2 separate regions of the Homo sapiens genome follow, and region 2 is linked to region 1. A link is a contact called in ENCODE Hi-C or POLR2A ChIA-PET data. All regions are on one chromosome and are shown on one strand. The core of a region is the stretch at or near the end of the contact, and the rest is flanking DNA. Distances in the headings are between cores, read along the strand shown.

Region 1 (3,233 bases), core at 26-2,525:
GTGTTTGCAGGTGTCTTGGCTAAATAATTTAGGGAATACATTTTAGGAGGAAGTAGGGGCACAGAGGGGGAGAGAGAAACCAGGCAGGAAAGAAGAAAAAAAGAAAAAAGAAGAAAATAAATCTTTCTGTTCCCATTATTTTACTGCCTATAGAATTATAAAAGGTAAACACACACACACACACACACACACACACACACACACCCCTTATAGGGTCATTTAGAACCATCTTTCTTCATTTTAAAACTAAAGAAACAGGTCTAGGTGACACAGATGAAGCAGTGGCAGAGCCAGGAAAATAACCTGACCCTTGTCCCTGCTCTTTCCACCGCACCATGGTGACTCTCTTTTTTGTGTCTTTTTTTTTTTTTTCACTCTAAAACTGAGGATCATTTGTAGTCAAAGAGATCAATGCTATTCTCAAAACAAGTTCTGATCTCTCATAATTTTCTTGGTAACTCAGAATCAATGTTAAGTACGTTGAAATAAAAATACAGTTCTTTACACGGTAATTTTGTAGACTGTGCACCACGGTCCCATCCATTTTCTTACTTGATCCTTACAAAAACCCTTTGAGGCAAGGCAAGGAAGGTATTATTATCTACATTTTTAAAGTGAGCAAATTAAAACCCAAAGTAAGGTCACTTAGGGTCAGGACGGAGCAAGTACTCTATTCCTATATTTGGAATATAGGAGGGAATACACTTCCAAAGAGGCAATTCCCTCAAAAAGCACCAATCTTGCTCTTTACTTTCTTACCAAGGCATTCTCCATGCCCTGGAGATGCCCTCACTAAGTTAGTGAAGCTTGGATGTTGACATCCACAGAGGTTACTCCTAGTTTGCACCTAGTTGTCATCTTAAAAAGCGCAGTTTCTTACCCCTTCCCTTGGTCCTGATCCTTATTTAGGCTCCTATTTTTCTCTTTGGGATTTGGCGTCCTGGGTCTCACTCCAAAGCTCCACCCTCTCCAACCAAGAAGTCGCGTGCTTGGTATCCAAGGTGACCACGCAGCTTTACCCGCGTTGCCCCTTCCGTGCTTCCCATTGGCCAGTGGACTCCCATGTACCGCCCCTCCAATAGCCAATGGTCTTGAGACAAAGGGCGCCCGCCTTTCCAGCGATTCTAACACCTACCCTCTTACCCGTGCTCCCCTGCGCATTGCCTCCTGGGAAATGTGGTTTCTAAGAGGCAGAGCTCTGCGACTTAGAACTACCTATCCCGTCGGCCTTAGCGAAAGGGGGTGGACTTAGGCAAGGGGTCCAGGTCAGAGTTTAGAGCTTTCAAATCCCAACTTGCCCCTGGGGATTGCGCGGCTGATGTTTAGAACGCCTAGTCAAGCCAACCGGCTCGCTCTTGTTTCAGCAAACCCTGACTTACGTCTCCTATTTGACTTGAGGCGGCACAGTGGCCAAGTCGATTGGCCGTGGCAAGTGACCCTCCCTGTGGCTGAAGTGTTCTGAGGACTGGCGAGAGAGGCGCGCCATGCTTGCCCCCTGCTCAGGTTGGGAGCTTGGCTGCTTCCGTCTCTGTCTCCGTCAGGTCCGACTGTGGGCTGGCGCTGGGCGCTGGGCTTGCTGGGCTTGCCAAGCCAGGCCGTACAGCTCAGGTGGGAGCGAGCGCTGGCCCGGATCGGAGACTGAGGTCCCTCCGCCTGGCCCGGGGCGCCGAACTCTGAAGGAGTGGACACTGCAGGTGAGCCCGTTTGGTCGGCTGCGGGCGCGGCTCCCGTGCCACCTGGCCGTGAGGCCCCTGGACCCCCTCACCTACCCGGATGGCGACCGCGTGCTGGTCGCGGTGTGCGGCGTGGAGGGCGGCGTGCGGGGCCTGGACGGCCTGCAGGTGAAGTACGACGAGGATCTGGAGGAGATGGCCATTGTGTCTGATACTATCCACCCCCAGGCGTCCGTGGAGGTGAACGCGCCCCTGAAGTTTGGCAAGTGAAGTGAAGTGAAAACGGGTTTGGGTCCCAGGGAACGCACAGTGAACTTAATAAATGTGGTCGACGTGCACTTTTAATTGGTCCTGGCTCTCTAAACCTAATTTACAGTTGGCCCCTTCGGAAATGCACCTTTTCCTCTGTTCTGTTCTTGAGTGTCCGAGTAGTATTTAAAAATTAGGTTCCCAATTATAGAAATTTTATACATCGAATGGAAACATGATTTGGTATAATCCAGGTCAAATTCTATTTCTGGAGCCGCTTGTGTTCTCCTTTATCCCGTTGTCATTAGCAAACTGGCTTATTTTTCAAGGTTGAAGTTTCTTGACAATTCATTCAATGGTATGGCAGTCCATCTACATTTCATCTTGCTCACAGCCTGGGGGTCTGTCCCAAAACAGCCCTGTCAATAGGATGTTCCGGGTATCACCTGGTTTGAGTATTTGGTTTTAGACGGGCGCCCAGCTTCTTACTGTTATATTTCCATTCTTTTTGGCCTAAGTTTTCCATGAGTAGCAAGCTTTGAAGAAAAACACATGGTAAGCCTGCCTAGGAAGCTTCAATAATAATGCCTGCAAGATACCTTTCTTAGCTTTTCCTAAATGGCAAGCCACTGTGTACACACACTTTTCTAGGAAGGGCTCCCCAGACTGTCATTCTTCCTGGGACTGATGGAAGATATTGATGATGATGATGATAGTAATAATAATAGCATTTAGCATTTTTAAGATCATCTTTTATAATGCTTAGAGTTGCCCAAATAGTAGATGCCGTAGTCCTCCCTTATCCACCGTTTGGCTGTCTCAGTTTGTTACCTGCCTCAGCTGTTGTAGGAAAATATTAAGATATTTTGACAGATCACAGTAATATAACTTTTATTACAGTATATTGTTATAATTGCTGTATTTGTTATTATTGTTCATCTCTTACTATGCCTAGTTTATAAATTAAACTTGATCATTGATATGTATACAGGAAAAAACATAGAATATATAGGATTTGGTACTATTTGTGGTTTCAGGAATCAAGTGGGGGGGCGGGTCTTGCCTACTTTAAGAGAAATCATCAATATTTATGTTAATTCCAAATTAAATATCAGCGTTTTTAATTTTTAAAATTTGTATACAGAGATGCCTGCAGTTACATCTTAAATAGACAGCCAAGGATGGCATTTGTAATTCCTTATTTTCCAAACTTGCTTCATATACCACTGCCATTTGTCCACAATCTTGTGGGGTTTTTTGTTTGTTTGTTTTGGTTTTTTTTGAGACTGCATCTCACTCACTCTGCCACGC
Region 2 (2,971 bases), core at 231-2,730, 180 kb before region 1:
CAAGTTGAATATCCTTTTTTCTAAGGTGGTTTCTCCAGGCTGACACCACACACATTTTAGGGTGCATCATTCTTTCCTGTGGGGTGCTGTCTTGTGGACATTGTAGGACATCAGCAGCATCCCTGACCTCTACCCAGTAGATTCCAGTCATAACCCCCTTTGACAACCAATAATGTTCTCAGTTATTGCCACATGTCCCTTGTGGGGCCAAATGGTCCCCAGTTGAGAGTCTGCTCTAAAGGAGGCCGAAGTGGCTGGCAAGGGCCAGACCAAGACCTCTGCACGCCAACCTGGGAACAATAAGAGCCAATGGTTATGAGGTTTTCCAGGGGCTGAGCTTTGGACCAAGAGTTTTACACAAATTACCTCATCCAATTCTTTTTATTTTGAGACAGGATTGCGCTCAGTCGCCCAGGCTGGAGTGCAGTGATGCGATCAAAGCTCACTGCAGCCTGGAACTCCTGTGCTCAGCTCAAGCAATCCTCCCACCTGAGCCTCCCAAAGTGCCGGGATTAAAAGCGTGAACCAGCGCACCTGGCCAGATCCCTTTTTTTGTTTTTTGAAACGGAGTTTCGCTCTTGTTGCTCAGGCTGGAGTGCAATGGCGTGATCTCCGCTCACCTCAACCTCCACTTCCCAGGTTCAAGTGATTCTCCTGCCTCAGCCTTCTGAGTAGCTGGGATTACAGGCATCTGCCACCACGCCCGGCTAATTTTGTATTTTTAGTAGAGACAGGGTTTCTCCATGTTGGTCAGGCTGGTCTTGAACTCCCGACCTCAGGTGATCCGCCCGCCTCGGGCTCCCAAAGTGCTGGGATTACAGGTGTCAGCCACCGCACCCGGCCTGAATCCCACGTTTAAGTACAGTAATAAACTCATTTTCCAGATGAGGAAACAGGGCCTCCGACAGATCAAGCCACTCGCCCACAGATACAGAGTGAGCCCAAGCTCTCTCCCCTGGACTCCTTCAACCCGCAGGCAGCGAGGAGCCACTGCGGCTTTTACGCAGGCCGCTGACAGATCGGAGGGGATGAAGGATGGAGGTGGCGGGCGAGAGACAAAAAGAGGAAGCTGCCAGATCCCAGAGGAAAAGGGCTATGGAGAACCAGACACTCTGGGTTCGAATACAAGCGCCGCCACTTCCTGTGTCCGGGGCAACTTGCTCGCCTCCAAGCCTCAGTGTCCTCATCTGCAAAATGAACACACTCGCGACTGCCTCGCGGAACGGCCTTAAATTTGGCTGACACAGGCCGAGCAGACGATCAAGCAAAAGCTGTTTCCCTCCCGGGGCAAGAGATGGGCAGGAGACACCCCAGAATGCGACAGCCGCAGGCCCGCGCACCTCGGCCCTCCGCAGCCGGCGTCACTTACTTCTCGCCCTCGAAGAGCAAGAACGACTCGAAGGCTGGAGGGGCGTTCATGCTCCCGCCGCCGTTGCGTCCAGACCCCAAGTGTCCGCCACCGCCGCCACCAGAGCCCTAATAAGAGGCCTCTTCCGGATTACTCCGGCGGGGCAAACCCGCGCAAGGATCGGCTCATCGCCCCCTGTTGGGCTGGAGGATCTTGCGCAGGCGCGAGAAAACCCCGAGCGAGACCAGTGTCTCTGCGCATGCGTCAGTGGCGAGCGCACCGCCCCCCCCCCCCCCCACCCCCCCACCCCGCACCCCGGCATGGCTTTCCCCGTGGGCGCTTTTCGGCGCATGCTCAGAGCGCCGGCAGGGCTGTTCTGCCCCTACAGAGGCCTCCTAGTCCTGGCTGAGCGGGAACCTCAAGCTGTACCTTTCTCCTTTCCCCATGTCCCTTGATCTCTCTTTGGAAACGTGCACCCCCTTGGAGTGCGCAGCAGGAGGCCCCTGAATAGAGAGAATAAAGCTAAGGGGTAGTGGACAGCTGCGGCTAGCAGCCGTAGGGGGAGCAGAAGATCTCGTGGCCAGAGGCAGATCTATGACAAGCCCCCTGCCCAGGCTGCCTATACCGACTGCTGCAGGACCTCTGCCTGGGGGGTGCAGCTGGCTTGTTAGCCGGGAGGGACAATTGGGTGAGGGATGCAGAAGGAGGCAGGTGTATACAGCAGTGAGAGGGGAGCCCGTAGGGTTACGTATATCTTTTTATATATTATTATTATTATTTAGAGACAGCGTCTCCCTCTGTCGCCCAGGCTGAAGTACAGTGGCGCCATCATGCAGCCTCCAACTCCTGGGCTCCAGAGATCCTCCTGCCTCAGCCTCCCGATAGTTAGGACTGCAGGCATGTGCCATCACACTTAGCTATTTTTTTTTTTATTTTTGGAGATGGTGGGGGGGGGGGTCTCCCTATGTTGCCCAGGCTGGTATTGAACTCCTGGCCTCCAGCAGTCCTCCAGCCTCAGCCTCCCAAAGTGCACTTGGTGGATGTGGGCAGCAAGCCACCCAGGTGCCGAGGCAAGAGACCGAGGGCACGAGCTGTTCCAGTATAATAAAATATATAAAATAAGAATAGTTATACTAGATATAGATCTGAGATATGATTATATATGAATCATTAATCATTAGTTTGTAGTAATTATTCTTTATTCCAATATTATAATAATCCTCGCTCTACAATCATAACCTAGGAAAAACCAGGCCATACAGAGATGGGAGCTGAGGGGACAGTGAGGAGTGACCAGAAGACAAGAGTGCAAGCTTTCTGTTATGCCCGGACAGGGCCACCAGAGGGCTCCTTGGTCTAGCGGTAACGCCAGCATCTGGGAAGACACCTGTTGCCAAGCCCACCGTGGTCTAGCTGTAGCGTTAGTGTCAAGGAAAAACACCCGCTACTTAGCAGACCGGGAAAGGGAGTCTCCCTTTCCCCGGGGGAGTTTAGAGAAGACTCTACTCCTCCACAGGCCCGCCCACAGTTACCCGGAGGCATAACCGTCTCCCTGTGATGCTGTGCTTCAGTGGTCACGCTCCTAGTCCACCTTCATGTTCCATCCTGTACACCTGGCTCTGC

What was found. Hi-C counts contacts between places; a loop is a spot of excess contacts on that map. ChIA-PET counts read pairs that join two places held with the same protein, here RNA polymerase II (POLR2A). Pooled maps may share reads with other maps.
Region 2: a loop to region 1 is called in a pooled map, with 20 times the contacts of the local background. The contact joins the promoter of POLR2J3 here to the promoter of FAM185A in region 1. A Hi-C loop is called at or near these places in 2 of 37 single-sample maps with no recorded cell type and 5 of 50 pooled maps. POLR2A ChIA-PET finds 5 or more read pairs at or near these places in 1 of 52 experiments (endothelial cell of umbilical vein).

The regions. Positions count from the first base shown.
Region 1 is chr7:102,747,724-102,750,956 of GRCh38, forward strand. FAM185A (family with sequence similarity 185 member A) reads left to right here and starts at 1,276. Exons shown (of 8, transcript NM_001145268.2): 1 at 1,276-1,935. The coding sequence starts at 1,485. It also overlaps the pseudogene RASA4DP. RefSeq lists silencers at 966-1,055, 1,096-1,265 and an enhancer at 999-1,293.
Region 2 is chr7:102,571,103-102,574,073 of GRCh38, forward strand. POLR2J3 (RNA polymerase II subunit J3) reads right to left here and starts at 1,481. Exons shown (of 4, transcript NM_001097615.3): 1 at 1,370-1,481. The coding sequence starts at 1,419. LOC124901712 reads right to left here. Exons shown (of 2, transcript XM_047421160.1): 2 at 2,605-2,822. The coding sequence ends at 2,705. POLR2J3-UPK3BL2 (POLR2J3-UPK3BL2 readthrough) reads right to left here and starts at 1,481. Exons shown (of 9, transcript NR_173351.1): 1 at 1,370-1,481. RefSeq lists an enhancer at 620-1,281 and a silencer at 1,648-1,821.